Linked DNA regions of Homo sapiens: regions 1, 2 and 3 are each linked to region 4. A link is a contact called in ENCODE Hi-C or POLR2A ChIA-PET data. All regions are on one chromosome and are shown on one strand. The core of a region is the stretch at or near the end of the contact, and the rest is flanking DNA. Distances in the headings are between cores, read along the strand shown.

Region 1 (3,149 bases), core at 274-2,773, 220 kb after region 4:
CCTCTGAGGAAGTAGCTCTCACTCAATCAGCTGGTGCTGGTACCTTTAAGGGTCGAAAAATAATGCAGGTAATAATAATAATAATTTAGGTAGCAGTTTGATGTTTTAGTTCTACAAAAAAAAAGTGAGAAGTGCCTTTTCCTAGACGGAAACAAACATTTTCTTTTGCTATAAAGGGAATGGGAAGTAGGATTAGGACCTCACACCACGGAAGTTCAGAATGGTTTAAGTGTTTGTAAGGAACGGAAAAAACTAAGCATGGTCATGGAGGAATTTTAAGGAAATAGAAACTATTGCTTCACCTCCTTTTTCCTGGAATGTGTCAGTGTGTATTGCCATATAAATATATTAATAAATATGCATGTAATATCTGTGTTAAAGGTTGCATTAGTTCCTACTTATCTACCCCCATTCACTCAAATCCAAAAGACATATGGACATCAACTTCCTGTTTCACTTAGTGAAATCAGGAAACTCTTATTCATTTTTCATAACATTTTATTTATTATTATTATTGTATTATTATTGTTTTGAGACAGAGTCTCACTCTGTCACCCAGGCTGGAGTGCAGTGGCATGATCTCAGCTCACTATATATAGTATATAGTAAAACCCTGTCTCTACTAAGAAAAAGACAGAGTCTTGCTCTGTTGCCCAGGCTAGAGTGCAGTGGCATGATCTCAGCTTACTGCAACCTCTGCCTTAGTGGTTCAAGTGATTCTCGTGCCTCAGCCTCCCAAGTAGCTGGAATTACAGATACCCACCACCATGCTCGCTAATTTTTGTATTTTTAGTAGAAACGGGGTTTCGCCATGTTGGCCAGGCTGGTCTTGAACTCCTGACCTCAAGTGATCCACTCGCCTCGGCCTCTGAAAGTGCTGGGATTACAGAAGAGAACCACCATACCCGGCCTAAAGGTGCTTTTATGACCCCAAATAGGATGAATCATAAAGGAAACATTCGAAGCTTCAAACACGGGATTAAAATTTGGATAAAATGAAAAAAATGAAAGAATATTGTAAAAGGTTCTAAATTATATTCTTGGTTTTGTTTTAGCCAATGGCATCCTCTTTTGAACTATTGGATCTGCTTTTTAATATTTATGTTTTAAGAAGGGTTCCTGTTTGGATGAAGTACAACTGGAAAACCATGTGGTTATAACAAAACTTCTCTGGAGGTCGTGTACTTAATTTCAAGACAAGTTCCTCAGAGAAAATCGCCTTTTGAGCTTTGAGCTTCTAGTCTTAAAGATTCAAATTATGATAATAATATCACAGATGCACATAATAATATGTTGAGAAAATTGCTCCCACTTTATTCTGGACTGTTTCAGAAGTAGTCTCTACCAGTAATCTTTTTATTCATAGTTAGGCTCACAGCTAGTTTCATGTCACATGTCCTCTTCGGACAAACCCAGGAAATAATTCTAAATCCTGTAACTTCTGAGTAGTAAGGTTGGATTGTGTTTCATCATAATGCCTAGCATTTATCATATCCAGAGGATGTATAAACTGGTTCTACAAAAAAGACCTGACACACCTTGTGAATAAGCACTTTCCTCATGTACAGCCTGTTGAACTGATGCTGTTAATGGGAAGGTAGATTTAGAATCCATTGAGCTCAAGCCAAAAAAATACTGCAAAATATTCTCTTACAATTTTCCCTTTGCAGTTTTCCAGCTGGGATCTTTGCCTGTTGTTTATATGGTAAAGCTCCTGAAAGCATTTCCATCTCAAGCTTCTTCCCTTTCAATTTGATCCTAGATTTTCCAAAAAGAAACCTTTCCAAGAGTCACAGATGTAAAATAACCAGTCATCCTCATTTCCTGGGACTTGAGACTTTCAGTGCTTAAACTGGGCAAGTCGCTGGCAAACTAGGATGAGTTTGTTATAGGGGCACATGATGGTGGCTTCCATGCAGGCTTTGAGTAAAAACTTCTTCAGCAGGTCTCCTTATTGCCTGGGTTCAGTCTCTCTGTATAGCAATATCTTTTAACAGTTGTTATATAAAAGCACGTAATTTTCTTTTTATCCAAATATATGTTTTAATTGTTTAACACAGGGATCATCAAACCCTGCCCTTACCTGGTTTTCACAGACAGGGGCCAGGGTCTTGCTCTGTCACCCAGGCTGGAGTGCAATGGCATAATCATAGCTCACTGCAGCCTCAAACCCCTGGGCTCAGGCTTTCCTCCCGCCTCAGCCTCCAGAATTGCTGGGACTACAGGTGTGTGCCAACGCACTGGCAAATTGTTTTTATTTTTTACTTTTGTACAGACAGGGTCTTGCTGTGTTGCCCAGGCTGGTCTCAAACTCCTGGCTTCAAGCAATCGTCCTGTCTCAGCCTTCCAAAGTGTTGGGATTACAGGCATGAGCCACTGTGCCTGGCCCTATTTTTCACATTTTTAAATGATATTTTTTTAAAGATTTTGCAATTTTCTTTTCTGTGGCTTACCTTCAAAGCCTAAAATAATTGCTATCTGCCTCTTTACAGAAAAATTTGCTGATCTCCAGTATAAGATATATTTAGCTATAGAAAACAGCCAAAACACTAGGCCCATTTTCCTGATATGATCAAATTTATGTCTGAATTACAAATTGCCAAAAAAACTTTATAAATTCTTTTTCATTTTGCCATACAGTGCTTTATAAATTTATGAAAAATATACAATGTTAAACAGTTTAATATTTTTCTAAGTTCATAATTATGACTCATTTTTCTAAGTTGAACAGAAACAGTAGAAATCATAACCAAGCCCCCTCATTTTACAGGTGAATAAACTGAGGCTGGGAAGAGTAAAGGAAGAGCTCACCCACAGAGCTCACCCACAGCTGGTGGGGAAAGAGCCAGAACTAAGAACCCCACCTGGATCCCAGCATTCTTGCATTATAGTTCCCCAGGAGGACTTTATCATACAGGATGGCAATTTAAAAAGTGAATCATTGCTAAATTGTTACATACCAAACTTATTCTCCTGGGCTATTCCTGCCTTCCACCTCCCCTCAAGGCCAACACAGGGAAATGTCCCTACTATCTCTATGGGGCAATATTTTCCCATTTTACCTGCCAATTCTGTTGCCTATGATGGTCTGTGCTTTAGATCTGAGTTTTCAGCCAGCCTTCCCACCATGGCAGTATGTTTGAATTGCC
Region 2 (2,955 bases), core at 202-2,701, 150 kb after region 4:
ACCTCCAAAAATCCCATGGCCAATAATGTGGTGATGAGCAATATGATAAAATAGCAAGATACCTGCATATATGTCTATCAGTACAAGTGTTAAATACACATTATCTCAAAAGAAAAATACATTAAAAACTCATGGTTCCTGTTAGTAGTAGGGATAATTTAATTTTTAAACTGCATACATGCCATAAACAAGGTTTATGTAACGGCCTTGAAAACACCATTCATTACTTACATGACTGAAAAGACGAAGGCATCTAATGAGTTAGAGTCACACCATCTCATGCCTGTATACTATCAAACAACTTTTGGGAAGCCTGAAAAAGACAAACACAGTAACACTGTGTTAGAGGGACCATACTTGCTTACCTAAAAATCTGAAGAACAGGTGGTCTGTAGTGTGGTAAGACCCAATTTATCACTGACCTGGTTACTACCAAGAACACATAAATGACCACTGTTAGGTTCACTATGATTTCATGACTATGGGTACCTGAAGAAACACATTCAATGATGAATGTGTTTAATGAAACACGCTGTTTTACCTGCAAAAAAGGACGGGGCACCTGCAACTTGTATCAGTCATTTTCCTCATTAGAGGAACCACCAACACTACCTCGATCTTAGTAGAACTTTGAGATCAACACTAATGTTAGAGATACCATCATCGCTTGACTTAGAAATCTCATTGTTCATACTATAATGTGGAAGAGTAGGATAACTCACCTGGATACCGGCATAGCCCTCCTTAGAGACTAATGTTAAACACACATTATATCTCTTTTATTTTTTTAAGAGACAGGGTTTTGTCCTGTTACCCAAGTTGGAGTGCAGTGGTGTGATCACAGCTCACTTCAGCCTCAACCTCCTGGGCTCAAGTGATCCTCCCGCCTCAGCCTCCAGAGTAGCTCATACTATAGGCACATGCAACTATGCCCAGCTTGGTTAGATACTACACATTATATCTAAACTGTAAAATAATAAGGGCTAATGCTTACTAGCCTTGGTTGGGAAAACATCATTTCTTAACTGAATGCCTGCAAAAAAACCATGGTAACACAAAAGTTAGAAGCACCATCCACACTTAATTATAGATCTGATGATCAGATTGTTTTCTGAGTGCTTGCTTAAGGCCCACGTCATTACTTACCTGGATGCAAGCAAAGTCTCATTCTTGATCATGATGAGGTTTACCATGTCTTCTTGACAGGATCCTAAAAACACATTATGACAAATGTGTGTAGACACAGCTTTTTTCCTTGAACCCCACAATTAAGCTTATTCACTACCATCATTCCAAGAACCATCAAGTATACCTGGAATCTTGCAGTACTGCAAGGTCTATAGCACTGTTACAGATACCATTTTCTCTCTACTACTTACCTGCAAACAAACCCACAATTGCTACTATGACATGCAACTCCATGGTTAATTCCTTGGATAGCAAATAGCTCGCCAATCACAAAGTTAAACATAAATTTTCTCTAAAATATAAAACAGCAGGATAACATGGTTGCTGTAGTTAGTAAAGACTATCATTTCTTACTTGAGTACCTATGGAAAAAAATCACACAGTAAAAAAGTTTAGGTAAATGTATAACACTTACTTAGATATATGAAGATCTGGCCGGGCGTGGTGGTGCACGCCTGTAATTCCAGCACTTTGGGAGGCCAAGGTGGGTGGACTGCTTGAAGCCAGGAGTTCGAGACCAGCTTGGCCAACGTGCCAAAACCCCATCTCTCAAAATACAAAAATCAGCAGGATGTGGTGGTGCACACCTGTAATCCCAGCTATTCAGGATGCAGAGGCACGAGAATCGCTTGAACCTGGGAGGTGGAGGCTGCAGTGAGCCGAGATCACCCCACTGCACTCCAGCCTGGGTGACAAAGCGAGACTCTGTCAAAAAAAAAAAAAAAAAAGATATAAGAAGATCTGATGGTCTATGATGTGGTTAAAGAACACATCATCACTTGCCTGCATACCAGAAATGTCTGCCATACCAACCATTGTTAGGTTTATCAGGGTCTCACTACAGAAACCTGAAATACACATTGTGAAATATGTGTTAAAGGACACAAACATTTCCACCAAGACATCTGAAAATAACCTTCGTCACTCCATCATTACAGAACACATAAACTCTACCTGGATACTTGTAATAATGCAAGATCAATACCACTGTCAGGTAAGACGGTCATTTCTTGACAGGACACCTGTAAAAATCCCCTGGTTACTGCTGTGGTAAGAAACACCAATAACCAGGATAGGCACTATCACTCAAAACTCAGAGGTTAATCATAAAGTTATTCTAAAATATAAAAAGTGAGAAAAATAATGTTTTTTTAAATTGGTAAGAGCTCTATCATTTCTTACTTGAACAGCTACAACAAAATCATAGTAACAGAAGTGTTAGGGACACCACCACTTACCTATATAAGGGAAGATCAGATGGGCTGGGCTGTGTTTTAGGCCCACATTATCATGCACATCCATACGAGCAATGACCCCTGTTAACTATTACTGATAGGCTCACTGTGACCTCTTCAAATGAACCTAAAAAATATACTGTTGAAAATGTGTTTCCTAAATGTCTCATTCTACCTGTACACCTGCAAATTCCCTTCGTCTCTTTCATCATTTCAGGGCCTATCAAAGGTAACTGGATGCTTGCATAATGCCAAGGGAAAACACTCGTAAGAGAAACTTTCCTCTCTTGAAGTGATACCTACAAAAATCTCAGCATTACAGTGATGGACAATATGATAAATTACCTGGATACTCGCATATCCATATATCACTACAATTGATAAATACACATTATGTCTAAACAAGAACACAGTAAAATCTCACTCTTACTAGTAATGTTAGGGAAAAAGTAATTTCTTAACTGCATGCATGACAAACACAAGGTTACAAGAAGAGTCTCAAAAAAATCATTAATCACCTACATATCTGAAA
Region 3 (3,121 bases), core at 405-2,904, 180 kb after region 4:
ATTTAATTATAAGATTATAGAGTGCTTACCCTCCTTAAAGTCTTACCACCACATCAGCAAGGCTCCAGTAAAAAAACGGTGGATTACAACTGAGAGAACTGAAAGACGTAATCTATTTAAGAAAGAGTTCTTAGCGGAACCTAAAGGCACCATGGAAGCAGGGAATAAAAGGAAACTATAGAAAACTGGAGCCTCTGGCATATATGCGTTACAATTAACATTAAACGTAGCCTAGCTCCTAGCCAGATCAACATAAAGCCTTATATTAAAAGCCCAATTAACTCAGTTTCTATTACTAGATATAGCATGATCACTTCCAACAGAAAAAAATTATGAGATATGCTAAGGGAAGGAAAAAATAAAGTCTGAAGAGACAAAGCAAGCATCAGTATCTGACTCAGATATATTCAGATTTTGGAATTATCAGATAAGAAACTTAAACAACTATTATTGATATATTAAGGGCTCTGTGGTATAATAAAGAATTTGGCCAGGTATGGTAGCTCAGACCTGTAATCCCAGCACTTTGGGAGGCTGAGACGGGAGGATCACTTGGGCCCAGCAGTTTGAGATCAGCCTGGGCAACATAGTGAGATCACATCTCTACAAAAAATCAAACAATTAGCCAGGCAAGGTGGTATGTACCCATAGTCCCAGCTACTTGGGAGGCTGAGGTGGGAGGATCGCTTGAGCCCAAGAGGTGGAGGTTGCAGTGAGCCAAGATTGCCTTACGGTGCTCCAGCCTGGGCAACAGAGCAAGACCTTGTCTTTAAAAAAAAAAAAAAAAAAGTTTATCTGGCCTTTGATCTTAGTTCCTGACAAAGAACTTCAAACATCCTGGGAATTTCCTGAGAGATAGAAATTATTTGTTATGCTAATGAGGTAACTCATGACAGACTCCTAGTTAGCTTCAGGATGGGAGATGGACACCAGAAAGACCAAACACACGATTAGAAGGCTGGAACTTTGGGCCAGTTTTACCTGCATGGAAAAGAGGGCTAGAGACTGAGCTCAATTATGTGGCCAATTGCATATCCAATCATGCCTGTGTAATCATATTCCACATAAAAAATGTGTACACTGAAACTCAGTGGAGTTTTCTGGTTGGTGAACATACTGGTGTACAGGGAGGATGATGCACTCAGATTCCTTGGGAAGAGAGTATGAAAATTTTGCATCCAGAGCCCTTCCAGATCTTGTCCTAAGTGTATACTTTATAATAAAACTCTACATGTAGAGTTTTACACATAGTCTACTTTCAGTGAGTTCTGAGCCATATCGAATTATCAAAACTGAGGTAGTTATGGGAACTCCCAAATTTATAATCAGTCAGAGGTGCAGGGAGCCTGGGGACTGGGGACTCCACTTGTGGCTGGCATCTGGAATAAGAAGCAGTCTTGTGGAGGACTGAGCCATTAATTTGTGGAATTTGGTGCTAACTCTAGGTCATTAGTGCCAGAATTGAATTGTAGTACTCCAGGTAGTCAAAACAGAAAAAGCCTGATATGGTTTGGCTGTGTCCCCACCCAAATGTAATCTTGAATTGTAGCTCCCACAATTCCCATGTGTCATAGGAGGGACCCAGTGGGAGGTAACTGAATCATGGGGGCGGGCCTTTCCCATGCTGTTCTTGTGATAGTGACTAAGTCTCATGAGATCTGATGGTTTTATAAAGAGGAGTTCCCCTGCACAAGCTCCCTCTCTTGCCTGCCACCATGTAAGAAGTCCCTTTGGTCTTCCTTTGTCTTCTGCCGTGATTGTGAGGCCTCCCCAGCCATGTGGAACTGTGAGTCCATTAATCTCTTGCCTTTATAAATTACCCAGTCTCAGATATGTCTTTAATAGCAGTGTGAGAACAGACTAATACGAAGCCCTAGTGGAAACAATAGACAACATGAAGGCACAGGTGGGTAATGTAAGCACAGAGATGAAAACCCTAAGAAAGAATCAAAAGGAAATGCTAGAAATAAAAAAACATTGTGACAGAAATGAAGAAATGAAGAATGTATTTAAAGGCTCATCAGCAGGTTGGAAATGTCTGGGGAAAGAATTAATGAGCTTGGTGATAGGTCAACAGAAACTTTCCAAACTGGAAGGCAAAGAGAAAAAAAGAATGGGAAAAATAACGAAATATCCAAGAAGTGTATAATCATTACAAAAGGTGTAACATATACATAATGGGAATACTAAAAGGAAAAGAAAGAGAAAGAAGAACAGAAGAAATATTTGAAGTAATAATAGCTCAGAATTTTCTGAAATTATTGAAACACATCAAAACACAGATCCAGGAAGGTTAGACAACACCAAGCAAGACAAATCCAAAAAATCGACATCTAGGCATTTCACATTCAAACTGCAGAAAATCAAAAGCTAAGAGAAAATCTTGAAAGAAATGAGAGAGTTGGGGGAAGCATTACCTATAAAGCAACAAGGATAAGAATTACATCAGACTTCTCATCGGGGACCATGCAAGCAAGAAGAGAATAAAGTGAAATATTGAAAGTGTTGAAAGAAAAATAAAGAAAAACACAAGCTTAAAATTCTTCATCCAGTGAAGTTATCCTTCTAAAGTGAAGAAGGAAAAAAAGACTTTCTCAGACAAAAACTGAGGTAATTTGTTGCCAGTAGACTTGCCTTGCACGAAATACTCAAATAAGTTCCTCAGAGAGAAGGAAATTGATATAGGTCAGAAATTCAGATCTGATCTGAAAGAAAGAAAGGAAGGAAGAACATTAGCAGGGAATCAACAAGATTTAAACAAGATCTTTCATTTTTCATATTTTAAATTGATTTAATAAATAACTGTTCAAAGTAAGAGTAATAGCAACAATGTATTGGGTAGTTATAGCTTATGGATGAGTGAAATGAATGACAGCAATGGTACAAGGAATGGAAGAAAGTAATTGGAAATGCTTTGTTATAAGGTATCTGCATTACCCGTGAAGCATTATAGTATTATTTGAAAGTGTACTTAGATTAGTTGTAAATATATATTGCAAACTCTAAGACAAACACTAAAACATTTTTTCAAAGAAATATCATTGATGTGCTAAGAGAAGAGAGAAAATGGGTTCATATAAAATGCTCAGTTAAAACCAGAGAAGGCAGGAAAATGGGGGCG
Region 4 (2,857 bases), core at 4-2,503:
GTAGGTAATCCAACTATGACCCTTTGATAATGGGATGAATTCAGCTATAAAGAGGCTATATAACAAAATGCCTTATAAAGTACAAGGTATGACTTTTGTAGAAGATGATAAAAACACTTTTGAAAGTAAAAACTAGGGAGAGAACAAATACTGAAGCATTAATATCGATGTTGTTTGCGGCCTTTCATTTCCAGTCATTTCCATTTGCAAAGTATTAATTATAACCGTGATTAAGTTTGCCTTGTAGATTGCATTTGGATGAACTCTAAGGCAGATGTGCAGATTCATTATTTTATATCTCAGTTAATTTACATGTCCCTAGGAAAGCACATTAAATCATACAACTCATCTTTCATCAGAGTTGAACACTTGTATTTATTTGTTTTAAATTCGTATCTTCATGCAAAGCCATTGCCTTCCATCTCCCTAAGTGAGAACTGTATTTTATTTTTCTTTCCCAAAGAAACAAACTCAGGAATCTAATAATGAACCCAAATTGGTTTACTGGGAAAGGACAGGGAAACAAATGGAGATGCTGTCCAAGTATGCTGCCACCCAAGGAGAACCCTGCTCCCAAGAAGTCGTTTTATTTCTAAGCAAATTGTCCTGAATATATAAAGCTCACAGGCCCTCTTCCAAACCACAATTTTCTCTCAGCAGGACATCTGAAATGGAATTGTGATTGCTGCCTGTGCTATCCCTCAAGTCTCTCTCATCCGACACAGAACCCAGCCTAGTTAAGACGGTCAAAATCCCAAGTTTGGCTTCCCTATTTAATGTGTAAAATGTTTCCTTTTTTGTTTTTTGTTTGTTTGTTTGGAGATGGAGTCTCGCTCTGTCGCCCAGGCTGGAGTACAGTGGCACAATCTTGGCTAACTGCAACCTCTGCCTCCCGGGTTCAAGCGATTCTCCTTCCTCAGCCTCCCAAGTAGCTGGGATTACAGGTGCCCACAACCATGCCCAGCTAATTTTTGTATTTTTAGTAGAGATGGGGTTTCACCATATTGGCCAGGCTGGTCTTGAACTCCCGACCTTGTGATTTGCCCGCCTCAGCCTCCCTAAGTGCTGGGATTACAGGCCTGAGCCACCGTGCCTGGCAAAAATGTTTAAGTCTGATTTACATGGAGCTGGAACGTTTCCTTTGAAATTAAAAACCAAAAATCACAGATGACAGCAGAGGGCACCCTTCCCTCTCATATGCAGTTGACACTCTCACCACCTGGGGAAAAAGATTTTGTTTTTCTGGGTTTCTTGGGGTTGACAATGGACACACACTCCAGTTTGAGATGACACACCCGTTACTGGTTGATCCTGTCTCTCCCCATTCCATTTTCCTTTCCTCTCTGAGCTGACTGACCTTATCTTTGGGGAACCACAGAATAAAAGGAGTGGTTGCCGGCAGAATCCCTGAGGAATGTATTTTTTTCTGTACAGCTTGCAATGCTCCAGAAAGGACTAGAAGTCTTGCTTCTTTGTGGAGGCCTAAATGCGTAGTTGAGATTTGTGTTGGGTCCAGTCCCCCAATTATATTCCCCTAAGGGAAAGCAGACAGGAAGCTATAAAATTCAGAACATTCATGCCCTTAGCCTCCATTTCTCATTGTGCAATCTCCTTGTTTGGGACCCACACTGTTCCTGCTGTCAGCAGTAATGAATGCACACAGCACATGTTGGGGTCAGAATGAAGGATACTTGAGAAACATCAGTTTAGAGAATCGTGGGTGAATGTTAGCCCACATAATCTCCCCCAACAGAAGAGCTGTTTCAGCAGCAGCTGGGAAATGCAGTCAGCATCATGGCTAGAAGGAAAATGAGTGAAATTATTACAGAAAAATGGCAGATTCTAAATATTTTCCTACGAGTCCTTTAAGAAGCAATGCATATGAAAACATTTACTTCTTGGGTCAATATTTTATATTTAATCTAGATAAAATGCCTACTTCCTTTATCTGACTCTCCATTGTTTTTCACGATTGTGGTTTTGATCTGGACTTTTCATCCTGCCCCCAATAGCCCTACAAAGAGGGCTCAAGATTGCCAAATAAGGCAATAGGTTCCTGCCCATCACCACATGTGGTCATGGCTGGGCTATGTGTGGAGGCAGCCAAGGAAACAGGAAAACTACAACCTTTTTTGGAAAGTCTCCTGTCTTTCTGCCTGGAGAAACGTGAGAATTGCTTCAGTGACTCATTCCCTCAAGGTTGTGGGGAGGATGAATTTTGGCTTAAATGCCTTTTAATTTGCAGGTTTAATGGTGAAAGTTACCAATCAGAGCAGGGTATGTATTCATCATCATTCATTTAAAACCTTTTCTTTAATTTGGAGAGCCACCACGTAAGAAATGTTTTGAAGGTGAAACCCCGTCTCTACTAAAAATACAAAAAATTAGCCGAGCGTGGTGGCAGGTGCCTGCAGTCCCAGCTACTCAGGAGGCTGGGGCAGGAGAATGGCGTGAACCCAGGAGGCGGAGCTTACAGTGAGCCGAGATCGCACCATTGCACTCCAGCCTGGGTGACAGAACGAGACTCCGTCTCAAAAAAAAAAAAATGCTTTGTGGTCAGCATTCTCTCTCCTTGGACTGCCTGGTATTCTCTTTCTTATAGTGACATTGTCTGCTAACAGAAGACAAATGTGCCAGGATGATGGTGATGTCCTAAGTGAGAATCATCTACTCAATCTCTTACTTCAAAATGTTTTCCTAAAAACTCTTGCCCCAAACCCCTTCAGATGTTAGATGGCAGTTGACAATAGAATGGGGGATTGGTAGGAATTATGGGGCAGCACAGACGATCTATCTAGGATGCATGCATGTAGTTGTAGACTTTATCAGATATGTGTGGACTGAAGAGCTATATAAA

The links. A loop is a pair of places that touch in the nucleus more often than their neighbours do. ChIA-PET counts read pairs that join two places held with the same protein, here RNA polymerase II (POLR2A). Pooled maps may share reads with other maps.
Region 1: a pooled map shows a loop between it and region 4 (5-fold over the local background). The contact joins two enhancer-like sites. A Hi-C loop is called at or near these places in 10 of 168 maps with a recorded cell type or tissue (B cell, Caco-2, Calu3 and 7 more), 3 of 37 single-sample maps with no recorded cell type and 11 of 50 pooled maps. POLR2A ChIA-PET finds 5 or more read pairs at or near these places in 3 of 52 experiments (GM12878, PC-9 and endothelial cell of umbilical vein).
Region 2: a loop to region 4 is called in a map of PC-9, with 11 times the contacts of the local background. The contact joins the promoter of LINC01203 here to the enhancer-like site in region 4. A Hi-C loop is called at or near these places in 5 of 168 maps with a recorded cell type or tissue (B cell, Caco-2, GM12878 and 2 more), 9 of 37 single-sample maps with no recorded cell type and 7 of 50 pooled maps. POLR2A ChIA-PET finds 5 or more read pairs at or near these places in 2 of 52 experiments (activated B cell and endothelial cell of umbilical vein).
Region 3: a map of endothelial cell of umbilical vein shows a loop between it and region 4 (5-fold over the local background). The contact joins the promoter of LINC02154 here to the enhancer-like site in region 4. A Hi-C loop is called at or near these places in 3 of 168 maps with a recorded cell type or tissue (chondrocyte, endothelial cell of umbilical vein and mammary epithelial cell) and 2 of 50 pooled maps. POLR2A ChIA-PET finds 5 or more read pairs at or near these places in 1 of 52 experiments (CD4-positive, alpha-beta T cell).

The regions. Positions count from the first base shown.
Region 1 is chrX:13,268,890-13,272,038 of GRCh38, reverse strand. The region is part of intron 1 of LINC02154 (long intergenic non-protein coding RNA 2154); the gene reads left to right. Among named protein-coding and RNA genes, the nearest start is that of LINC02154, 33 kb to the left of the region's middle. Within about 2 kb of position 1,523, at least 2 of the 41 ENCODE cell types and tissues checked have a DNase peak (open chromatin) inside an H3K27ac peak, as active enhancers do; they include PC-9, where a contact is called at or near this core.
Region 2 is chrX:13,333,737-13,336,691 of GRCh38, reverse strand. It overlaps LINC01203 (long intergenic non-protein coding RNA 1203), which reads right to left and starts at 1,451. Exons shown (of 7, transcript NR_045260.1): 1 at 1,380-1,451; 2 at 1,147-1,210; 3 at 995-1,033; 4 at 232-313.
Region 3 is chrX:13,301,985-13,305,105 of GRCh38, reverse strand. LINC02154 (long intergenic non-protein coding RNA 2154) reads left to right here and starts at 1,654. Exons shown (of 2, transcript NR_146309.1): 1 at 1,654-1,786.
Region 4 is chrX:13,486,692-13,489,548 of GRCh38, reverse strand. No RefSeq gene overlaps it. Among named protein-coding and RNA genes, the nearest start is that of EGFL6, 81 kb to the left of the region's middle. RefSeq lists an enhancer at 2,594-2,693. Within about 2 kb of position 1,253, at least 25 of the 41 ENCODE cell types and tissues checked have a DNase peak (open chromatin) inside an H3K27ac peak, as active enhancers do; they include B cell, GM12878, PC-9 and 2 more, where a contact is called at or near this core.